2 separate regions of the Mus musculus genome follow, and region 2 is linked to region 1. A link is a loop called in an ENCODE intact Hi-C map of the cell type or tissue named here. Cell type or tissue: left cerebral cortex. All regions are shown on one strand.

What was found. Peaks named below come from ENCODE experiments on the same cell type or tissue, not always from the same donor. Only the 100,000 strongest peaks of a DNase experiment are listed, where the experiment ranks them.
Region 2: it touches region 1 in a loop (2.1-fold over the local background); 7 of 42 quality-filtered maps call a loop at or near these places.

Annotation. Positions count from the first base shown.
Region 1 is chr2:178,115,343-178,120,342 of GRCm38, forward strand. It overlaps a transcript of Phactr3 not described here. Among named protein-coding and RNA genes, the nearest start is that of Phactr3, 24 kb to the right of the region's middle. In left cerebral cortex, CTCF peaks have their summits at 2,782 (motif pointing left) and 4,369 (motif pointing left); DNase peaks (open chromatin) are centred at 699, 2,787 and 3,984; H3K4me3 peaks cover 1,325 bases; H3K27ac peaks cover 575 bases.
Region 2 is chr2:178,336,717-178,341,716 of GRCm38, forward strand. Phactr3 (phosphatase and actin regulator 3) reads left to right here. Exons shown (of 13, transcript NM_028806.2): 13 at 1-1,776. Among named protein-coding and RNA genes, the nearest start is that of Sycp2, 68 kb to the right of the region's middle. In left cerebral cortex, CTCF peaks have their summits at 1,350 and 2,568; DNase peaks (open chromatin) are centred at 1,357 and 2,563.

The sequences.
Region 1 (5,000 bases):
ATCTTGACCCCTGTTTCAGCACCCTGGAGCACGTCCTAATCACCTTCCAGATAGCAGCAGGGCCATTACATATGAAGCTCACCTTGATTGGCCACGCTTCTGTCAGATGTGCTTAATCAATCACAGCACATTGTTACTGACACTCGAGACAGCCCAGTGGCCCTGCTGACCTCAGAGGCCACTGCCAACAAGTGGAGAAAGAGAACTGTGGGTGGCCACACTATGACATACACACGATAGACACTGATGCAGATGTTTCCATGTACCAAGCCTGATTTGCCACAACATAGATCAACAACCACTCCAGTGTCCACCCTAAACCTCCAAGTGGACTGTTGGTCCTTATCCCAGCTGGTGCCCGTGATACAGAAAGAAGCTGAAGAAACTCCCAGCACAGACTGAGGTAATGGACTTGGGAGGGTATGTGTGTACACAGGTACTTATACAGGAATTGACATCTTGCCATACCCTGCTTCATCATCTGTTGGGGTTCTCGTAGCACCAGACTTACAGCCCCACAGCTGTAGATGTCCGTGACCTAGATTCATCTATCCCAATGCTTTGGCCACTGCTGCTCTACCCACTGGCTCCAGGCATCTGTCCACTCTATACCAGGAGTGTTTGTAGGCTTGGCTGCCAGCCTGCTCCAGCCTGAGTGTCTTTGCATCACTGTATGCTCTCATGGTGAGGGGTATGCACAGAAGACTGGGCTCCAGGGCTTCTGCTGGGCCTTAGGAATGGCCAGGCCTCACCAGTATCTCTTCTCCTTAGAACCATTTAGAGTGGATGGGACTCCTGGTTGGGTATGCCTTTGCCTTGTCCCAGCTGCAGCGCTAGGAAGAACTCTAAATTTCACTTCTCATTTCTCATGTTGAAAGGGACTATTAATAATCCCTGCCTCTGACTGTGAAGAACATTGGTGGATAAAGTTAGTGCAGAGCCTGTCTGTCCTGCGGGAGAAGTCAACAAATGAGTTATTCTGATTTCCTCTTCCCAACTCTTTCCTCAGAGATCCTGATTAGGCTCAAAGGGTCCAGGGACCCTGCCCTTGGACTATGGCTACTAGGAGGCTGGTGTCTGTTGCCCCTTCTTCACTAACAACAAGGATACAGAAGCTGTGTAGACCTGTCCTAAGAGCCTCTCTTTGCAGGTTACCATTATATCTGCATTCAAAGAGGTGGAGGGTGATGAAAACACTGGCCTCTTGGAGGAAACAGAGAGCAAGGGTGAGAGTCTGATGACCTCTTTCTCCTCAAGGCTGAGAGAGAGAAAGAAATGGCAGGGAGGGTGACTGAAAATTCCAGCCTTCCAAAAGTCTACATTCAGGCATAGTTGGAGCCACACACTCAGCTCACAGAGATGGCTGTCAGCTCCCTCAGAATACTTCCTTCTCAGGCTCCTCTCAATCCCAGAGTTCTCATTCTGAGGCATGGAGAAGCTTCAAGAAGTCTGGATGGAGTCACTCCCACCCTGGTGCATAAAAAGGGTGTAGTGGTTTGAATGAGAATGCCTGTCAGCTCGCATGTTTGATTGTTTGCTCCTCAGTTCAGGGACAGTTTAGGAAGGACTAGGAGGTGTGGCCTTGTTGGAGGAGGCTTGTTACTGGGATGAGCTTAGAGATTTAAAAAGTTCAGCCACTCCAGTTAGCTCCTCTGTCTTACTCCTAAGTTGTGAGTCAGGCTGTAAGCTCTCAGCTACTGACCCAGCATCATGCCTGCCTTCCTGATGCTATGCAATGCACCATGATGGCCACATGCTCTAAGCCCCTGGAACTGTAAGCCCCAATAACCTTTTTCCTCTTTAAGTAGCCATAATCATACTGTATTTTGTCACAGTAACTGAAAAGTAATGGAGGCAAGTTTCCTTTCTCTCAATCTAGCAATGCTGTGGATGTGTGTGCCTCTGTGAACCACCCCATCTGTGAATGTAGCTGGGTGGTTACTTCAGATTGATTACCTTACACTGAATGCCCACCCAGAGGCGTGAAGAGTGGACTTAGGTCTGCCAGAATGGTTATATGATCAATGGGAAGAAGCAAGAAACAAAGTCTGTGAGGAAGGATTCATTTTAGCTCCTGGTTGTCGTCCATCATGTCAGATAAGGTGTGGCAGCAGGAGTGTGAGGTTGCTTGCTAACATCCCCTCAGACCCAAAGCAAATGGGAGAGGAAGAAGACAGTGACATAAGCTGGCCTGCACCATGGATCCGCTCCTGCCTGCTAGGATCTACCCCTTCAAAGTTTCACGGGGTCCCAAAACAATCATATCAGCTGGGGTCCATGTGTTCAAACACATGAGCTCATGGGGACATATCCATATCCAAACCTTAGTAGCTGGAGAGTGGACTGCCCAAGGAACTGAGGAACCACCGCTACAAGCAAACAGAGGGGTAAGCACAGCAAACGGCCATTGAGTGGCCAGAGCTATAGCCTTAAGGCTGTTCTTTAAAACCTGGATGTGTTGGCAAGGGACAACACTGTGCACAGGGACCAAGAGGCTTGGGAGAGGGAAATCCAAACACCTCTGGTGAGTAGAGAGCTAGTCCTGATTACAATTGCCTAGACATCAGTCAGGTTTGGAATCCTGGCTGTCCCCACTGCTGGCCTCCTAGGGAAAGTGACTTCACTGCCCCGAACTTCAGCGTCTCCTCAACAGAGCTGAGGGGAGAGGTCTCAGAAAGAAACAGGGAGAGGGAACGGAATACTCAGTTGCATTTCCACAGCCTCACAGCAGACACAAGTCTGCTCTCCATCCACTTGAAGTCCGATTCGTGCAGCGCCATCTAGTGCCAGCTAAGAACTGTTATGTAGTTAAAAAGTTCTGCTAGTGAAGGCTGCGGCATCCCAGCAGATTGGGCCCAGGCTTCCTTAGAAGGTGCAGGTGGACGGGACACCTGGCTCAGTGCTTCTGCTACCTACACACAGGAGCCTACCTGCTCCTGCCTCGCTGGAGATGAGTAGACTCCAGGGCCACAGAGGCGCACTCGAATGCTCCCCGAGACAGGAGGACAGTGCTATTGATTTTGGATCTGGAGACCCTTGTGTGTTACCTAAGTGATTCACAAATGAGAGTTTCCTGGGTCTCTCTGAGTGCCCAGGGCCCTTCTCAGGCAAGACTGAGTTTTGAGTCCTGAACTCAGCAGAGATTGCTGGGGATCTCTGCGTACTTCCACCCCAGGGACTGTGGTAAAGGGAAGGCTTGGAACTGTGATGCTAAGAGGGATTCGAGCAGGCTAGCCGTCTATTTTGGAACTGGCCATTGGAGGCAAGGGTTTGCCCATACAGTACTTGAGAGAAAAATAACAGCTTCATTTCATTAACAGCGTGTATGGGATTTTCTAGAGTGCAGTGATGGCCCCTGCATCTTACAGCGGTCATACAGCTAGCTGGTGAGCAGTCGAAGGGTCTCCACCACCAGGATGCACCATCACCAGATCTCGATTCTGCTTGGTGTCTCCTTTCACCTTTCTAAATCCTATTTAGGCACAAGAACTCCCAGACTCAGAGAGGTCAAGCTACTAGTCCAGGGTCCCACAGAGATCTAACCCCGCAGCCTCCTTACTACGTAATTAACCCCCGGTGTTCATCTCCTGACCAGACTGGCCGCTGGGGATTCCAAGGTTGTCCCAGACTCTCAGAGTCAAGGGTCCCACCATCGCTCGAGGCAATGTCCAGGAGGTCAAGGTCACTGCTGAGCCCCTCTGCGCCTCCGCCCTGAGAAGGGGCCGAGCCTTTCAAGGCGGCGCCGCCCCCGCTCCAGTCCCGCCCCGCCCCGCCAGCACCTCCCGGGGCCCCGGCTCTGCACCGTGCTCTGAGGGGCGGACGCAGCCCGGAGTCTCACGGGTCTGGCCTTCAGGGAGATGCGTGGCCAAGGCAGGGGGCACGCCCGCTGGCCCGCGCCTCTGCGCTCACTGCTGCGTGCCTTTGGGCCCCAAGACACCACCACCGGAGGCTTGGAGCAAGGTAAGTGCGAAGGGGATCTAAGGTCCCCGGCGCACGCCGGGCTGGGCGACCTGTCCAGAACCTTACTGGTACTGCCCTTGACTGCCGTGCACAGCTCGGATGCCTGCCGGCTGCTCCCCAGCCACAGCGCCGGCGCGTCCTGCTTCCTTCTGCAGTAGAGTCTTAGGGATCTGTCCCTAAACAAGGGCTATGGGTACTGTGGGCAGGAGAATTGGTGTTAGGGTCCTGTGATCTCATCTCGGATTTGAAATCTCCCCTCCGATGGCATAAGTGCCCCAGTGTACCTGGCAGACACGTGACCTCTCCATGCCTCGGTTTCCATCTCTGCAAAATGGGGGCGATTCATCTCTGAGCCGTGATAACAGGGGTACAGTGCTAACTATCCGGTAAGAGCTCCATGAGTGCTGGCCTTTCTTCAAAACTGGCTCACCGAGCCCTCGCCCCCTGCAGGGCAGGCACCTGGTCCTGGAATCCTGGAGCGAGTTCAGCTGCGGTTGAAAGGCTGGACTGAGTGGGGTGGAGGTGGGGGAGGGGGCAACTTGAGGAAACCAGAATGGTCAGAGGCCCATCAGTCCAGGGAAGGGGCTCAAGTCCCTGATAACAAGACCAGGGTTAAGCCTTTCCTCAGTGGCTTTGACTCAGGGTGGGGTGTGCTGTCAGAGAGGGAGACTCAGGCCAGGACTTCCTAGTTGGTTTTCCCCAGCATTCCCCCGGGGCCTCACTCCTGGGCAGCTGCCCCACTCACCTAGAACCTGACCGTTCAAGCATCGCCTCAGGTGGTCTGGGATCAGACGAGTTCAGAAACTGGTTTAGAACAGGAAGGACAGTTCTGCCCTCACCTGGTGTGAGGAATTCAGCGTCGACAACATGGAAGACAGGTGTGTTGCTCGGTCCTCCCACAGCGTGCTCAGCCCAGCATCCCCTCCTCTCCCTCATCCTGAAAGACAGCTGGTTCCGGATGTTCCAGGTTGGGAAACCTTGGGATTCACAGAGTCACAAGCCATGCTGGGAAGACAAGACATGCACTCTGTGCTGGATGG
Region 2 (5,000 bases), 220 kb after region 1:
AGCCAGGCACACTCTCGGCACTCAGTTTGTTAGCTAGAGAGCACTGAGACCAAGCAAGTGTACTGAACAAATTGACTCAGCTACCACATCCCATTGCTCTCCCAGCTCTCTAAGACTTCTTAGGACATTTGTGGCAGTTCTCTGGCTAAAGAGGCTGATGATCAGTTCTGATACTAGCAAACATTCCACTAATTGAATTCATTTTCAAAAAAGAAATTACAGCAGAACGATTCTAGCTTTACCTGTTCTATGATGTGTGTGAATTAAACTTTTTGTGGGTGGAAGCCAGTGACTGAATTTCACAAGCATGTAGAATATTTGAATATGGTAGTGTCTATTGATTCCTTAGTTGTGGCCAGTTAATATCAAAGCATGTCTTTCCCTATTTCAAGATACATATCAACAGCTCCTATTTTATATTTTGCTTAGTTTAAAACATGAGTGGTCCAAAGTTTTACACACACACACACACACACACACACACACACACACACACACACACACCAAAATTTCAGTCTCTAAGAAATACCCACATAACTATTACAGGAAAAGGGGAACCTGCTGCTCTTCTAGAAATAGCACTAACCCACAGGGGATTAACTCTGCTTAGAGCGGAGCCAAGTGGAGACTTTCTCTGCTCCAGCCAAGTCCCATAGATAGTGGCTGAAAAAAACTTAAGGTAAATTATAGGATATCCAAGGAAGGATTTCAGTTTGGTTAAGGTCAGAGCTGCAATATAACTAAAAGTGTTAGAAATTTTCATTTTAATCAAGGAATTGGCAATAGTACCCAATTTCTACCATTTTAGTTTTATTAATCATAACTTTCTATGTTTCATATTCCTATGAGTGTCATAAGGGGAATTAGGAGATTTGATAGATAAATCTGATAAACTCCTTAACTTTGCAGTGACTAAGTGTGTAACCCATCTTAAGCAGCTTCCAAAGTAGATTCACACCATATAGAGCAGTCCACTTATATGGCCATGGTGCTATGCATATGCAGTCACCTATGACAATCTGAGCTTGAAAACAAAATTTATTTTCAAGTCTAGAGGCTTAAGAAAAGTATTTCTGTTGCCTTAGAGGTCTTTATTCCTAGTGGCACTGAGAAGGTTATGTGTCAACTTTACAAATCATTTGCTTACATTTTCACAAAATGTGCTAGAGCAAAATTACTTAATGCAAGTCTTAAAAAGATTACAAACCTTACTTAAACATCTGTAACTTTAAGGTAAGTATTAAAAATTTAAAGAAATCTAAAGTTTAGTTTTCTGACCTGAAGAATTTTTGGATCCTTGAATTTGGGAAAACAAAGGCCTCCTAGGATCAAGAGGTCCATCTTGTGGAAATCTATGGTAACTACAGGTTTAAGCTTTCCATCACATAGTAGCAAGTCAGATTCTAGCTGTAGTCAGAAGCAAATTCAAGTCCATTAAAATATGGGCACCAGGGTGGTGTACTTATGTAAACCCAGCTCCTTGGATGAAGATCAGGGTTTTAAGCCAGCCTTAGCTACATAAGACTCAGCATAAAACCAAACCAAACCGAGCAAAACCCCAGATTTGTCCTGAATCTTTTCAGTACCCATTTAGCAAGTTATTTTTCAATGGAGCAACTGAAAATATGCAAATAAAACCATATATACCAGTGTCTTCAAACAGACAATACCTGTAAGATATCCCTAACTCCATCTTGGTGCACTGAAGTACACTGCTTAAGCAATGGGAAGCTAGCAGTCATGGTTCTGTGAGAATAACAGTTTTATATTCAGAGCAAAAAAAAAAAAACAAAACTTATTAAAAGTCTTTAAACTAAAAGTATAAACTGGGAAATAAAGTATCTTATATCAGGAAGTAAATCTGAAAGTGGTATCTATTTTATTTCTATAGATGCCTAAATGATATTATATGTACATTATATATACACATGTCTTTTAAATGAAGCATGAAGTTTTTATACAGAAAGGAAATACATTCTAGTGCATGCTGAGGACTCACTACCCCATTCCCTCCATCTCCTCCCGGGAATGCAGTGTGCATGGAATGTGCTCTAAGGAAATACCACCTTACTTTTATTCTTACATTTCATGTTAGACTTACTTATTGACATTAATTTCTTAGGTTATTTTTCTCAGAATTCTTTTATATTCCTATTCCACAAGTGTGCATTCATAACACTTGGGAAAACAAAGGCCTCCTAGGATCAAGAGGTCCATCTTGTGGAAATCTATGGTAACTATGTACAGTACTGTTGGTGATAAAATGGCTAAAGAAATCTATTCTAGCCCTTAGAATTTCATACTAGTACTGAGAATTAGCAAGGTTATTTGGAAAAATTGGCATGAAATTAAAAGCTGTAGGAAAACCTTAGTCTACATGAATTCAAAGGCTAAGGTGGCCTAATATTAACTTGGTGTGGTATTAGAATTTGGCAGTGTGTATATTGGTATAGTGATATGCAGTCAGTCTAGTGTTTAGGTTTCTACCCAATTTTACTAATTTTTTTCTATTTCATCTCCTTTCCATGTATACTTGGGGTACAGGCACCTTCCTCCAGCGCCATCTGGTTGAGAACGTGTAGAATTACAGCAGAACTGTAGCAGACTGCAATCCAGGTAAGAAATATAAGTCATTATCTACAATGACCATTCATTTTCAATAGGTCTGAAATAGATAAATTTTAGCAGAATTTATTCCACTTGCTTCTACTACTGAAAAAATGTGATATGGCTTACTATTTCTATGCAAGAGTAAGAAACTTAAAGGAAATGATTTTGTCCTTTTGAGATGGGGATCATACTACATTGCTCAGGATCAGAGCATATTTCTATTTCTTCTTTCAGTTCTAGAACCACACTTGGTACAGACCCATACAGACCCTGTGCATGTTGCCTCAGTCTCTGTGAGTTAACAGGTACTTTGGTCCTGTTGTGTTTAAAAGGTCATTTCCCTGGTATCCTCCAGTTTCCCCTGGCTCTAACACTCTTTCTGCCTCTTCTTCCACAGGATTCCCTGAGGCCTGAGAGGAGGTATTTGATGGAGAAATCCCACTTTAGGGCTATGTGTCCCAGGTCTGTCTCTCTCTACCTAAGGTCTGATTGTGGGTCTCTATAATTGTTTCCATTTGCTACAGGAGAAAGCTTCTCTGATGGTGGCTGAGCAAGCACTGATCTATGAGTAGAGCAGAATGTCAACAGGAGCCGTTGTATTGCTATGTTGCTTTAGTAGAACACTAGCATTTGGTTTCATCCTAAGCCCCTGGGCTATCTAGGCATAGGAGCTTGGTCATGCAAGCAGTGATGGGTATGAGTTTCATCTTGTGAAGTGGGCCTTAAGTTAAATCAGGTATTGGTTGGTTACTCACAGAAGCTTTGTGCCACCATTGCCCTAGCATATCTTGCAGGCAAAGACATCAGTGTAAATCGAAGGGTTTGTACCTCAGTTGGCGTTTGTTTCCCCTAGTACGCAGAGTACTTTCCAGCAACAAGAACTCTAGCCCATAAGGGTAAATGTTCTGGTTAGACACCAGTTCAGCGTGTTCAATGAGTTGTATAGCTGTAGTCTTCAGCAATAAGGCCTTGGCAATGGTTTGTAGAAACACAGCCTATATAGCCTTGGCAACATCCTGGGTTGTTTGGGGGTTCCCATGGACCCATTTGGTCAACAACTCCACTAAATAAAAGCCATTCTTGGTACTGGAAGTGTCCTTTGGTAACAAGAGATGTCAAGCTGGGGCTTTCCCCACCTACTGTTTGGAGATTTCATTTCGATTACCTTAATATATGTATATATTTTAGGAAGCTTCTACTGTATTAGGTTTCCACACTACCACTCAAATGCCCCATAATTCTAGCTGTCTTTCCCTGTATTCCCTCCCTTGTACCCCTCTTCCCTTCCCCACTTGATTAACCTGTACCAGAATCCCCTCCTGTCCATATAAATCTATTATATTTTTCTTAAGTATAAAAATCTATCTTTCCCTCTAGTCCCTCACTCATTTCCTAACTTCTATGGTTATGCAGATTATAGCTTATTATTGATTTAACAGCAACCACATAGAAGTAAATGCATACCATATTTGTCTTTGCTTGGGTTACTTCACTCAGTATGATTCTTTTCTAGTTCCTGCTATTTACTTCTGATTTTATGATGTCATTTTTTTTAACAACTGAGCAATATTCCATTGTGTAAATGTACCACATTTTCTTTATCCATTCTTCAGTTAAGGGACATCTAGGTTGTTTCCAATTTCTGGCTATTATAATAGAGGAGCAATGAACATGGGTGAACAAGAATTTCTGTGCCAGCCCATGCCCACTTCTCCCTCAGGGTAGCCAGACCCATTGCTCACTGGGATGGACTTGAGGGAGAAACGGTTAGCTGGGCACTGGTTGTGCAGACAGGGTCTTGGTTGGTTAGAGGTGAGTGCGCATGCAAAGAATGCACATGCAAGAACAACTTTGGGTAACTGGTTCAGTTTAATGGTGGGGAGGGGTGCGGAAAGAGGTGTTTATGTTCCTGGGAGGTAGTCAGAGTCTCTGAGACAAGGTTTGTGTGGCCATGTAGAAGTGGCCAGGACAGGGGTGTTGTAAGATGCCTCAGGGGCTGTAGGGTTTGAGGATGGTGGTGGTGGGAGGGATTTGGGAGGGGGGAACCTCATAAGGTCAAACAAAGAGTGAAACCTGATAACTGTCAGGGTTATAAATTCTTACTAGGGTTCATGGTGGGGCAGATGACTTCATGTTACCAGGTTGGGAGAGGCTAGGGAGCCAATTCCTGCCATCCTCATTTGAGGTGTCCGGGATTGACACTCTCCTTGACCCTTCCTCCATAATTCTGGGCCATTACGGCCCCACATCGCAGTAGTAGGATAAAGTGTCCTTTAGGTATACACCCAAGAAGGGCACACCTGAATCTTGAGTTAGATCAATTCTAATCTTCCCAAGGAATTACCACACTGATGTCCATAGTGGCTATACAAGTGCAGTCCTAGAAGCAA